2 separate regions of the Homo sapiens genome follow, and region 2 is linked to region 1. A link is a contact called in ENCODE Hi-C or POLR2A ChIA-PET data. All regions are on one chromosome and are shown on one strand. The core of a region is the stretch at or near the end of the contact, and the rest is flanking DNA. Distances in the headings are between cores, read along the strand shown. Region 1 overlaps NTN1 (netrin 1). Region 2 overlaps NTN1 (netrin 1).

What was found. A loop is a pair of places that touch in the nucleus more often than their neighbours do. ChIA-PET counts read pairs that join two places held with the same protein, here RNA polymerase II (POLR2A). Pooled maps may share reads with other maps.
Region 2: a loop to region 1 is called in a map of left cardiac atrium, with 4 times the contacts of the local background. The contact joins two enhancer-like sites. A Hi-C loop is called at or near these places in 4 of 168 maps with a recorded cell type or tissue (body of pancreas, left cardiac atrium, left lung and 1 more) and 1 of 50 pooled maps. POLR2A ChIA-PET finds 5 or more read pairs at or near these places in 3 of 52 experiments (A549, WTC11 and activated CD4-positive, alpha-beta T cell).

What each region holds. Positions count from the first base shown.
Region 1 is chr17:9,118,075-9,124,657 of GRCh38, reverse strand. All of the region lies in intron 2 of NTN1 (netrin 1), which reads right to left. Among named protein-coding and RNA genes, the nearest start is that of NTN1, 100 kb to the right of the region's middle. Within about 2 kb of position 3,979, at least 2 of the 41 ENCODE cell types and tissues checked have a DNase peak (open chromatin) inside an H3K27ac peak, as active enhancers do.
Region 2 is chr17:9,182,524-9,189,106 of GRCh38, reverse strand. NTN1 (netrin 1) reads right to left here. Exons shown (of 7, transcript NM_004822.3): 5 at 6,138-6,191. Among named protein-coding and RNA genes, the nearest start is that of NTN1, 160 kb to the right of the region's middle. RefSeq lists an enhancer at 5,784-6,283. Within about 2 kb of position 3,811, at least 2 of the 41 ENCODE cell types and tissues checked have a DNase peak (open chromatin) inside an H3K27ac peak, as active enhancers do.

The sequences.
Region 1 (6,583 bases), core at 2,730-5,229:
GTGCTCGGTAAATTAAGCTGTGACTTCTCACTAGGAGGCCTATGCAGGATTCCCAGTTCACCATCAGAGCCCCCCATCCTCGTCACTGTCATCATCGTCATCACTGTCGGAAAGGAAAGCACAGCTGAGTGTGGTCTGAGTGTGGCCCAAGCCCATATTAGGCCCTGCACAAGGTGTGGCCAAGCATCTCTTGGAAGTCTGGGCAGACCACCCAGCCGGCTTCCCACCCACAGGCCTGCTCAGAGTTCAGGAAGTGGAATCCGGAGAGAAGCCGGAGGGAGGAGGGCACACCACGACATGTCTGTCCAACCGACTGTCATGGCAACAGCCCAGGGACAGAGCGAGGAAGCCCCACGTCCTCTGCCACATTTCCACCCTGAATTCCCCACCTCTGGAAGGAAAAAACAAGGATTGTGCCCGGCACACCCAATTATGGAAGAAAAGCGTCTAGAAGTCAGAGAACATGAGTCAGAAGAGTGAGGCTGCTGATTTTTAAGAAAAATGGATGTGATTATGAGATGTGGTCATGGAACAGAGGGACCTGGTGACGCAGACCCAGCCTTTCCTAGGTGGCAGGCACTGCGTGATGGTTGGGGTCAGGGGACAGGCCAAAGGTTGCTAAGAAGACCTGAGCATTTGCTGGTTCAGAAGACAGCATCACTTCAGGATCCCTGAAGAAAAACTCTAAAAAAAACAGGTGACTTACTCTCACCAGCGAGGACAGTAAGCGCTCCCGGTGTTTTCAAAGATCTGGTACAACAACATGAATAACCCTTCACATTTTTCATGGTGTTTTACCACTTACAAAGCCTCCAGACATCCTAAAATGTATCATGAGACTACAAGAATCAGAACTGTGATAGGAACCAAGAGAAAACTTAATCAAACAGAAAGTCCACAATGAGAACCCCCAAAATGGGGGGTGGGAAATGGAGAGAAAATGACACACTGGGTAGTAAGTGGTGCTGCAGCAACTGGCTAACCATCCGAGAAGAACAATAGTTACACTTGACTTTCACAGCATGTACTGAGATATGTACATGTAAAAAGTGAAACCGTAAAGATTACTGGAAGAAAATGTAAGTGAACATTTATGGAATCTTAGGATCAAGAAGGCCTTTCTGAAGTATGATACTGAAAGTAAAAACTGTAAAATACGTATCTAATAGACGGCAACTTTAACTTTTATATGTCAAAAAGCACCATACATTTTAAAAAGTCAATTACAACCTGGGAGAAATACCTGTAGGACAAAAGATGGACGGAAAGTTACTATCTTTCATATGTAAGGAGTTCATCTTTTTGGAAAACTTATTAACGCCCCCATAGGTGATTCACAAAATATAAACTTGTGAAAAATGTTCAACCTGTCTTGTTAATTATCAAAGACAAATCAATGAAAACAATCAAATATCACTTTTTGTCTTCCAAGTTGGCCAACAGGTTTTTTTAGAGTAATTAATATGCAATATACCTGAGGAAACAAAGAAAAAAAATTCACACTCTATAAACTGGTATGACTTGGGGGAGAGCAAGATACAAACGCGTCAAAAGTCTTAAACATGTGCTTATTCCTTGAAGATGTACAGTTGCACATCTAGGAATTTATCTGAAGGGGACACTGAGAATGGCACAAAGATCAACTTAAAAGAGCACTCAGCCCAACAAAGCTTAGAGTGGAAAAAACCTGAAAAACAGCAAAATGTCCAAATTTAAATGCCTGATTAACGGAGTCATGGTACACCCACAAAATGCAATACAAATACTATGCAACCATGCAAAACTACAAAGCCGACTATTTAATAAAGTGGAAAGATGGAAACAATGTATTAAGTAAAAAGAAGTATGACTGCATATAGTGGAAACATACGCAAATAGAAAAAGGTCCACCAGGCAACAGACACACCACAGGGTATTAACATCGTCACTCTGGCTGGTGGGATAAACTGTTACTTGCGTTTTCTTCTTTTTGTCCTAATCTATATCTTATAATTTTTCTACACCAAATAGATATTGCCTTTGCCACATGAAAAATACAATAAGAACATAGTTTAAGCAGAAACAAAAGCACAAGATGAGGGGCTGGGCGATGCCTAACAACCCAACCACTGCTTGGTGTTTAATGCTTCCCGAGACCCACCCCTCCACTAGGTCAAACTTCACAGCACCCCTTTAATCTGGTTAAGAGGAGCACTGGGAAATAAAGACATTGCCCCAATCCCAAAGCCTCTCATTCAAGTCACCATTTGCTAGTTATGAACCAAACTGTAGAGGATTCTAGAGTTTAGGGGAGTGTTGCTGCTTTCAAAAAATGTAACTCAGAGGGCTGGGTGTGGTGGCTCACGCCTGTAATCCCAGCACTTTGGGAGGCCGAGGCGGGCGGATCATGAGGTCAGGAGATCGAGACCATCCTGGCTAACACGGTGAAACCCCGTCTTTAAACATACAAAAAATTAGCTGGGTGTGGTGGCGGGCACCTGTAGTCCCAGCTACTTGGGAGGCTGAGGCAGGAGAATGGCGTGAACCCGGGAAGCGGAGCTTGCAGTGAGCCGAGATTGCGCCACTGCACTCCAGCCTGGGCGACAGAACGAGACTCCGTCTCAAAAAAAAAAAAAAAAATGTAACTCAGAAACGAACTCCCTAGAACCCCAAATGCGTACAGAGAAAGATAATATCCCCTCTGCACTGACCAGATCATATTCCAGCTCTCCTGTATCAAGAAGGGCACTGGCAGATTGGAGGGTATTGGGGGAGGTGGCTGAGATAACAAGAGGTCTGAAAAGGTGACAGGAGGACTGATTTGAGGAAGTAGGTGTGGGATTGCCTGGGGAAGAAAAGGACGTGTGTGGGGAGGCTCTTTTTTGTAAGTGGGAGGGCAGCTGTGGCATCCAAGGAGTCAGTTCAACTCCACTCAGGGACAAACATGTTACTGACCAGAGCTGCCACCCCTGGGCTGGGGCCTTAGTGCAGCTGACCAGCTGACCCGGTGGGGTACCCTCCAGGCCACATTCCTATGGAGTAGGGTACGGATGGCTGCATGGCTCACAGGCACAAAAAATGTGGGGAGAGGCAGCGGGGCCTCTGCAGAGAGCATGTGAGTGAGCGCCAGTGATCACAGTGCCAGAATAACAATAATCCTACGTATGCACAGAACTGCCAAGAGGTCACAGAGAGAAAAGGAGCACCGGGGGTGAGTGGGAAAAATCACCGGGGAAGCACGCATTGGGCAGGCACGGATGAACAGAGAAGATGGGGGAGGAGAGCAAAAATAGGATGAGGTGCAATTGCCAGATATTATACTGTGGAAGGAAAAATCAGCTACCCCCGCACATCAAGGAGAGGGAGCGGCCGGGGACGTGCTGGTTCATGGGGAAAAGAAGTGAAAGTCACAAGGAACTTGAACCTGAATGTACACGGCCTCTAGGAAAAGAAGGAGAAAACTATCCTTTGGGAGGAAATGGGAGTTTCATCCCCAGTGAGGGGTTTCATGAACAAGCGGCTGCAGGGATTTTTAATGATGACATCCAGCTCTCCCCCCGACAGGGCCATCCGCTTCCTTCTTTTTCCTCGCACCACACAGTCCTGTATTGAGACAGGGGAAGCCCTCCATCCTGGTCCCACCACTTGGGATAATGTTCACCCTGAGGCTTAATCCTTGCGGTCCCTGATGGTTTTCTGTCTCCAGAAGAGCCAAAAATGTACCTGAAATGCTGAGGTCAAATCAGAGCTGAGTTCAATCACCAAGAACTGAAGTGACTCTTGTGAAAACCTGAGTATTTTTAAGCAAAAAGAAAATGGAAAGGAGACCTTAATATGAAGTCGAATGGCCACCTGGGTAGCAAGCAGCTTCCTGCTGTACAAAAACAACATGGGGGTAATGTAAGCCCCAGACCATGTCGCTATGACGCTGGGAAGGGGCTGGGGGGACTCCCTGGGACCCCCACCAACTCTGCCCACATCAACCCACACTACCACCAGCAGCCTCTTGGGGGCGCTTGCAGATGAACAGAATCCAGATACTAAGCAGCACTGAAGTCATCACCAAAGGCAGCCAGATGTAGGCAGCAGGTGCACCCCACCATAGGGACTTGGGGGAAATCAAATCAGAAGGGGTCAGGTGGGAATATGACCTGTGTGGGGGAGAAACCATCGCAGTCTCTCCCCAAGTAGGGGACTATTTGAAGAAAACTAAAGAAAATGTGAAGTCACCATGTTCCCTCACGCTTGGACATTTATGCAGGGCCCCCAAAATCCTTAACGTGGGGGAGAGAAGCCCAATGTGCCAAGTCTTGGGTACTCTCCCTAATAGTAAGTTGCACAGCATTTCCCATGGGCAAGGCACTCCTTCCAGGCACTTTTTTTTTTTTTTTTTTGAGACGGAGTCTCGCTCTGTCACCCAGGCTGGAGTGCAGTGGCATGATCTCGGCTCACTGCAAGCTCTGCCTCCCGGGTTCATGCCATTCTCCTGCCTTAGCCTCCTGAGTAACTGGGACTACAGGCGCCCGCCACCATGCCCAGCTAATTTTTTTAAAAATATTTTTAATAGAGATGGGGTTTCACCATGTTAGCTAGGATGGTCTCGAACTCCTGACCTCGTGATCCACCCGCCTCGGTCTCCCAAAGTGCTGGGATTACAGGTGTGAGCCACCACGCCCGGCCAGATAAGCACTTCTAAGAACTAACTTGTCAATTAAAACTGGGCAAAACATCTGTATAGTTACATCTCAAAAGAACGTATACAAATAGCCAGGAAGCCTGTGAAAAGATGCTCAACATCATTAGCCATCAGGGAAATGCAAACCAAAACCACAATGAGCACCACATCACACTCAGTAGGACGGCTAAAATAAAAAAAGGCCAGGCCAGGCACAGCGGCTCATGCCTTTAATCCCAATACTTTAGGAGACCAGAGCAGAAAGATTGCTTGAGGCCAGGAGTTCGAGACCAGCCTGGGCAATATAGTGAGACTGTCTCTACAAAAAAATTTAAAACCTAGCCAGGTGTGGTGTAGCATGCTTATAGTCTGAACTACTTGAGAGGCTGAAGCAGGAGGATCATTTACGCCCAGGAGTTTGAGGCTGCAGTGAGCCATGACTGCACCACTGCACTCCAGTCTGGGTGACAGAGACCTTGTTTCTAATAAATAAATAAATAAATAAATAAATAAATAAGCCAGGCACGGTGGCTCACGCCTGTAATCCCAGCACTTTGGGAGGCCGAGGCAGGTGGATCACCTGAGGTCAGGAGTTCAAGACCAGCCTGGCCAACATGGTGAAACTCTGTCTCTACTTAAAATACAAAAATTAGCTGGGAGTGGTGGTGTGTGCCTGTAATCCCAGCTACTCAGGAGGCTGAGGCAGGAGAATTGCTTGAACCCGGGAGGCAGAGGTTGCAGTGAGCCGAGATCGCACCATTGCACTCCAGCCTGAGGAACAAGAGTGAGGCTTTGTCTGAAAAATAAATAAATAAATAAATAAATAATACATTTTTAAAAAGACAAATAATAACAAGTGTTGGCAAGGATGTGGAGAAACCAGAACCCGCATACATTGCTGGTGGGAACATAAGATGGTTACAGCCACTTTGAAAAACAGTCCAGCAGTTCCTCAGAAAGTTAAACAAAGTTATGTAGGACCTGGCTATTCCACTTCTAGGCATATACCCAAGAGAAATGAAAACACATGTCCACACACAAATACTCATAGCAAGTATTATTCTCAATGGCAAAGAAATGGAAACAACTAAAATGTCCCTTATCCAGTGAATGAATACACAAAATGCAATATATCTCTACAATGGAATATTACTCAGCAATGAAAAGGAATAAAGTACTGATACATGCTACAACCTTGAGACTGGATAGACCTAGAGAGTATTATGTCACGGGAAAGAAGCCACACATAAAAGGTCACATATTATATGATTTCATTTCTATGAAATGCCTAAAATAGGCAAATCCAGGCAGACCGAAAGTAGAGCGGTGGTTGTTCAGCACTGGAAAGGGGGTGGGTGGGAGGAAATGGGGACTGAGTGCTGATGGGTATGGGTTTTATTTTGGGGTCCTAAAATCTATTATGGTGATGGTTGTACAACTCTGAATATACTGAAAACCACTGAACCGGTTTTTGTTTCTGTTTTTGTTTTTTAGACAGAGTTTTGCCCTTGTTGTCCAGGCTGGAGTGCAATGGCGCCATCTCAGCTCACTGCAAACTCCTGGGTTCAAGTGATTCTCCTGCCTCAGCCTCCCGGATAGCTGGGACTACAGGTGCGCACCACCACGCCCGGTTAATTTTTTGTATTTTTAGTAGAGACAGGGTTTTACCATGGCCAGGCTGGTCTTGAACTCCTGACCTCAGTTGATCCACCCACCTCGGCCTCACAGAGTGCTGGGATTACAGGCGTGAGCCACCGCGCCCGGCCTGAACTGTATATTTTAAATGGGGGAATTATGAGGCATGTGGATTATATCTCAATAAAGCTGTTAAAAACACACACACTTAATCCTCACATTGCTTGGAGGTAGACACTGACATTATACCCCTTTTACAGGTGACGAAACTGAGGCACAGAGGGAGTCAGTAGC
Region 2 (6,583 bases), core at 2,562-5,061, 65 kb before region 1:
TATGTATATAAATGTTGTCTCCTCCTTCCCTGAGCCAGAATCCATTTATCTTTTATTCTGGGTCTGGTCTAATCTTCTCTCGGGATAACAGTAATCTGATGGTGTGTTAATGACTTCACTGGTCATTTATCTAATGGCTAACCTGGGACAGCCTAACATCCCGCTTCATACCACCCTTTGAAACCAGTGCCTTGGTCAATTACTGGGCCTGTTTACCAGTGGCCTGGGCTGTCTGCACGGTCTCCAGTGATCCCCCCTCCTGTCAGTGGTCTCCTCTGTGGACCCCACAGCTCCCTTTCTCCTATACCAAGAGCACTGAAGCCTCCCTACCTGGGACTCAAGGAACCAGATCCTTCTAAGATGACTCCAAAAGGGGAGAGAGGGTCAGGCTGTGCAGCCAGAACTCGAAGCCATACACCCACAGCTAAAGGGCTGGAAGACGACAGACGACTTCCGCCATCCCCTCCAAAGGTTCCCAGTGAGGCGACAGGAAGACAAGCATGTCCCCCATTGCTGCCTATGCTCCAGTGCCTTGTCTCCAGGACACTCACCCCAGCCCCAGACAAATCAGACTCACTTCACCCTTGGACTCTGACCCAAAGCACTTGACTTTTTTGTTTTTATTTTTTAATTGTGGCAAAATATATATAAGATTTAGCACTCTTTTTTTTTTTTTTTGAGATGGAGTTTTACTCTTATTGCCCAGGCTGGAGTCCAATGGTGTGATCTCAGCTCACTGCAACCTCCACCTCCCAGGTTCAAGCAATTCTCCTGCCTCAGCCTCCCAAGTAGCTGGGATTATAGGCATGCACCACCACATCCAGCTAATTTTGTACTTTTAGTAGAGATGGGGTTTCACCATGTTGGTAAGGCTGGTCTCGAATTCCTGACCTCAGGTGATCTGTCCACCTTGGCCTCCCATAGTGCCGGGATTACAGGCGTGAGCCACTGCACCCAGCCAGATTTAGCATTTTTAAGTGTACAATTCAATGGCATTAAGTCTGTTCACAACATTGTACAACTCATCACCACTATCAAGTTCCAGGACGTTTTCATCACCCAAAAAGGAAAACCTGTACCTATTAAACAGCCGCTGCCCGGCCCCTAGCAACCTCTAATCTGCTTTCTGTCTCTGGATTTGCTTTTGCCGGACATTTCAGATAAATGGAATCATATGATATGCAGCCTTTGGGTCTGGCTTCTTTCAATCAGCATGATGTTTTCAAGGTTCTTCTGTGTTGTAGCACATGTCAGAACTTCATTTCTTTTTTTTTTTGAGATGTGGTCTTAATCTGTCACCCAGGCTTGAGTACAGTGGTGCAATCACGGCTCACTGCAGCCTCAACCTCCTGGGCTCAGGTTACCCTCCCACCTCAGCCTCCTGAGTAGCTGGGACTACAGGTGTGCATCACCATGCCTGGCTAATGTTTTTTTTTTTTTTTTTTTTTTTTTGGAGAGATGAGGTTTCACTATTTTGCACAGGCTGGTCTCAAACTCAAACTCCTGGGCTCAAGCAATCCATCCACCTCAGCCTCCCGAGGTGGTTGGATTATGGGCGTGAGCCACCGCACCTGGCCATTCATTTCTTCTTATGGCTAAATAATAGTCCCTGTATAGATATGCCACATTCTGTGTATCTGTTCATCCGATGATAGACAGGTGAGCTGTTTCCACCTTTTGGCTATCATGAAGTGAAGCTCTTGACCTTTAACTGGTTTCTAGTTCTTACCTCTCTGCTTGGTTCAGGCTCTACCATGAGCTGCTGGAAGGCTGTGACAAGCCCACCATGCAGTTGCCTCAGTTGCTCCCTGCCTCGGGCAGTCCAACTTGTGACTTCCCAAGGTCTTCAAAAGCCCAATCAAGCTGACTCTCCACGCCTGTCCTCACGCCAGCAACTCCCACCCCAATCCCGCCTTTCTGGATGGAGAAGCTGGCTCAACCTCTCATTATACCATGGCATTTGTATTTTTCATGTCAATGTATTGTTTTTTTAATCAAGAACTTTGAACAGTCCCTCCACTGAGTCACAGGCTTTACTGAGATCATCCCATTTAATCCTCACAACAGCCCTAGTGGCAGGGTTGCGATTACCCCATTTCACAAATGAAGAATCCGAGAGAGGGATCAAGTAGCCCTCAGGTGCCCATTTTAGTGCCCTTTTCTCCCTCTTCTCCCTCCCCACAACCCCTCGCTAATGCCGCATTCAAGTCCCATCAACTCATTTTCCTGTATTCACCCAACCTATTCCCTATCTTGGCAAACAAAAGCCTAAACAAGAGAATAATCCATGCTTATCCAGGCTGCAGGTCTACATAAACCCAACTTCCTTCCGTGAAAAAGTGGAGGTGCCGAGAGGCCACCGGAAGTGACTTCTCTAAGGTCAACCCCCACCCCCACCACACAGGCCTGGTAGCACCTGAGTGTGGAGCTTCTCGGAGAGGTTCAGCTGCCGGGCTCTGTGGAGTTTTCCTTTCAGACTACCATCAAGGTAATGTGCAAGGGTGCCCTTGGCAGCCACTCCCACCCCAGGCTGGGGCTGCTGGGGCAGTTAGCCAAAGGTACCAGGTAAGGCCCCGATGGGGTGAGTGCCTCGTGAAGACAGAGTTAGGAGAGAGGACCCGGGATCCCTGTTGGGAGGTGGAGGGAGCCCAGAAGTTGGCTGGCTCCATGCTCCTGTAACCCCAGAGCCCTGGGTCCAGCTTCCACGCAAAGGCAGCTGTGATCCCTCAAACCAAGGAGGCCATCAAAGGCAGCCTTTCTTGCCTCTGGACCTCTTTGCTCTGTTTCTGCTGGAAGGCCCATGGGCAGTGGTGAGGTGGAATCAGCTGCCAAGGGCTCTGAGGGCCAGTCATGCACCTCTCCCAACTTCACATTCAATGACATCTCATTGGGTAGCCAGAAACCAGCCAGGGAGGGAGTATTGACACCAAGGGAAGTGGCAGATGCTACACATTGGCCCCACCTCCTGCCCCAGGCAGTTGCTAAATACTTACCAGCACCTCCGCCCACAGGCCTCTGCCTGGGATGTGGGAGAAGTGGATCCTCAGGGGCGGACCGAGAACAAGCAGGTGCCTCTGAAGAGGAAACCCCAGCAGGAGGAGCTCACTCCTGCCACAGCCAGCCAGGGAGGGAAGGGCCTGTGGAGCACTGGGTCCACCCCTTCATTCTTCCAGAAGGCAGAAAGGAGACGCCATTGCATTGTCCAAGTCCTCAGAGTCAGTGCAGGGCAAACCCCAGGTCTCCTGGCTCCATACCAGACTCCTCCCACCAAACCAAATGGCCACCACAAAACCAAACAAACAATTTGCAAATCAAGAACTCCCCTTGAGTTGATAGGTGGGGAAGGGGTGGTACAGGGAGAGAAGGCAGGTGTCTTTTTTCCTTGAGTGCTGAGGTCTCTACAACCAACAAGTAGGTGAGTGCCAGGGGAGCCTTGGGTACCATGCCCTTTTTGAGTGGGTGGTCCCTCTCTCCTTTCCTCCCTGTTTCCCTCCTGGCCTACCCGGCCCCAGACCCCCACAGACACTACGTTCCTCACCTCCCTGCCCCATGACGGCTTACCAGCTAGCTTTGTGAGCAGGTAAAGAACATTCCCTGAGTGAGCTGGCCCTTCAAGGGGATGAGTTCAGGGGAAGGTTATGTCCATCAGCTTTCAGAACAAATTCTCAGCTTATTAATTCTCCTCTGGTACGCAGGCAAAAGTAAACAAGCTTTTCTCAGGCAGCCTGGCACAGAGGCCTCCCCTATTCAAACACGGCAAGAGTGGACAGGTTTGAGAGCGCTGAGCTCCCGGGCCCCGCTTCCCAGGGGGCCCTCCTGGCCTCCTGCCTGCAATGTCTCAGACGCTGAGACAAGGCATACCCAGCCTCCCTGTGGTAGGAGGCCCCACGGTCCAGCACTTGTGTCCCAGAGATGGCTCCGGTTCTCTGGGGAGAGCATCAGACACCCTGGGCATCCGAGGACCCCCAGAGTAGGGCAGCGCAGGTCTGGTCAAAGCTACAAACATTGCTACAGGCTTCCAACCTGCTCACTCAGCCTCTCTCTGAGGAAGATATTTTATAAGGGTGTTTATTTACTGCTCGCTTCGGTTTAAACCATGCTTTTAAAGGTTCAGAATGAGGAAAGGAAATAAACAGTAACAAAATCAAAAGCAGTCCGAAAAGTTAAACAACTCAAAGAAGACATTTCAAAAAAGGAGGCTGCCAGTGTTTATAAGCGGCTGCTCCGGAATCTTTTGTCTGGCGGAGCCAAGAACCTCGGAAGTTTTATACCAGCTTCTTGTAGCCTATGTAGAAACCTCATGAGATCCCTCCCCTCCACATTTTTCCCCATTTGCCCATTTCTGACTTGGAAGGGGAAAAATTCAAAATCAAGGGTTTGTGGGTTTGTGAGAAACTCAAAGTCAAGCTACAAGGACTAGAGAAATGGGGGGAGTGAGAGACAAAGACGGAGATGGAGAGATAGATCATTGAGGTCTGTCTTGCCCTTGCATGAGCTGTCACACAGCCCCTGCTCGGAAGCCTCAGCCCCCCGCGGTGTGCACAGCCTTAAAATCTTGTCCAGGTGAGTCTCAGTTAGGCAAGGACAAATGTCACATCAAAGAGAGCAAGAATCGAAGTTTCATTTAAGTGTCTTCTACCTTCAAAACTGCTCTCCCCTAGAGCTGAAGTAATTTAGGATGTTCCTTTGAATTGTGCTGTGACAGAGAGAGCTTCCTCATCTCCCACCTTAGCTCTGTCATCCAGTCTCCCTGTCATGCTGCTTCCTTCAATCCCTTCTCTTCGCCATTTCCCCTGCATGGGGCTCAACCAAAAGTCCCTAAAGGCTCTGCAAACAACGCAAGACTCAACTGTCTTTGGCTTTCCCAGAGCTGCCTCTGGCACTCCCTGAAACGCATTTCTGTCCTTTCCTGTTTGCTGGCTGTGGACCATGCCTGTGCAAGTGCCGAATCTGTCTTCCCTCAAGTTTCCAGCGCACTGCCAATACTCTCCAAAATCCAGTCTGTATCCTAAAATATTCAGGGGGCCACATGGGTTTGCAAGCTCCCCCATCCCTCGCTACAGTCCTTTCTGGGGGAGGCAAAGAGTCCCCAGCACCAGCATGAATGTCCATGCTGGGGTGCCCCACTGTCACTTTCTGCCCTCTTCTACCCCAAGTACCAGTACACAAAAGTCCTGTGTGATCCCAGGACCAGGACTCTGGGTGCAGGCCTGAGATGCTCTCAGCAGGGCATCTGGCAGGGCTCGGTACACTCTGAGTGCCGACAGCCAGAGCTATGCAACATTTCTTGTGCCAAGGACTGGTGAAGCCTGTGGACCCTTCCTCAGACAAACATTTCCCCATGCTAAAATAAAATATACAGGTCTACAAAGGAAATTAATAATACTGAAATGCTGCTGCCCAAATATCTTTAAAGACCCAGATTGATGGTATGGTTACGTTACGCGAGTGCTTCTTTATTAATGATTATAAATCAGGATCTAGCAGCAGGTCTAGTAACTTCTGTCGTTTTGAGAAGCAATAACCAGCATGAACGATATTTATGATATCTGCACCAGCTAGAATGTGATGTGTAAACCGCTGTGACTTCCGCCAGTGACCACGGTGCAGGCTTGGCCGCATGCTGCGGTCTGCGGCCTCTCTTTGCCATGGAGGAAATGCTAAATTTTTAGTTAGAGGCGAATGAAAATGAAGATGTGATTCTCCCCCACGCCCAGCTCCTGGGCCCCCTGCATTCTGCTTGTGCGACCCTGTGCCCAAGCCTCCTTCTGTATCCCCAGCATCTGGCTCCTTCCTTCTCTGCAGCCCCAGGAAGGAGTGACAACCCCTCAGCCTGGAAGGTGTTGGGCTGGCGGGCAGCTGGTGGACAAGTAGAAGGAGCTCAGTTTTTAGGGTTCCAGGCTTGGGAGAGAGGCATCATTAAAATCTCCTCCATTTGATTCTCAGAGGGAAAGCCACAAAATAGTGTCCTATAGCTCCAGCTTCTTCAATGCAACCCAGGATGCCACTCATACGGAGCAGAGCCCGGACAGTGGTTAGAGGAGTCTGGGCTTTCCAATGCCCCTTCCCCATTAACCCACCCCACCACCCCACCACCCAGCAAAAGCGGGAAATGAGAAGCGAAGGGGGCCGTTTACCTTCAGGCTCCTCCACGCTGCTGGCTGCAGTCGTCGGCGGCGCTACAGGGATCTCTTTGTGAGGTTCAAGACGGGGGCGAGGGGAGGAGAGAAAACAAGGTAAGACGACATGATTTTTTGACTTTAGAATGAGCCCAGCACAGACTCCTCCCAACTTCCTGGGACCCTCCCCTCCGTTTCCCACTCCTTGGCTCAAGAGGAGAAAAGTCAGAAGAGCAGAAGCTGGCAGCGGCATCCTGGGCACGTGGCGTTTTTCTCCTTTCACCTGGCAGGGGGGTGTGGAGAGAAGGCAGGAGTGAGGCGGCAACACAGAGCCTGGCCTTGCCCCCACCCCCTGGGCCTGGCGTCAACTCAGCTCCACCCTTGCGGGTATGGAGAGAGGCTTCCCCAGGCCACTCTGCTCATCGTGATGTGGCTACCTGGGCCCTGCTCATCTCTAAGCTCAA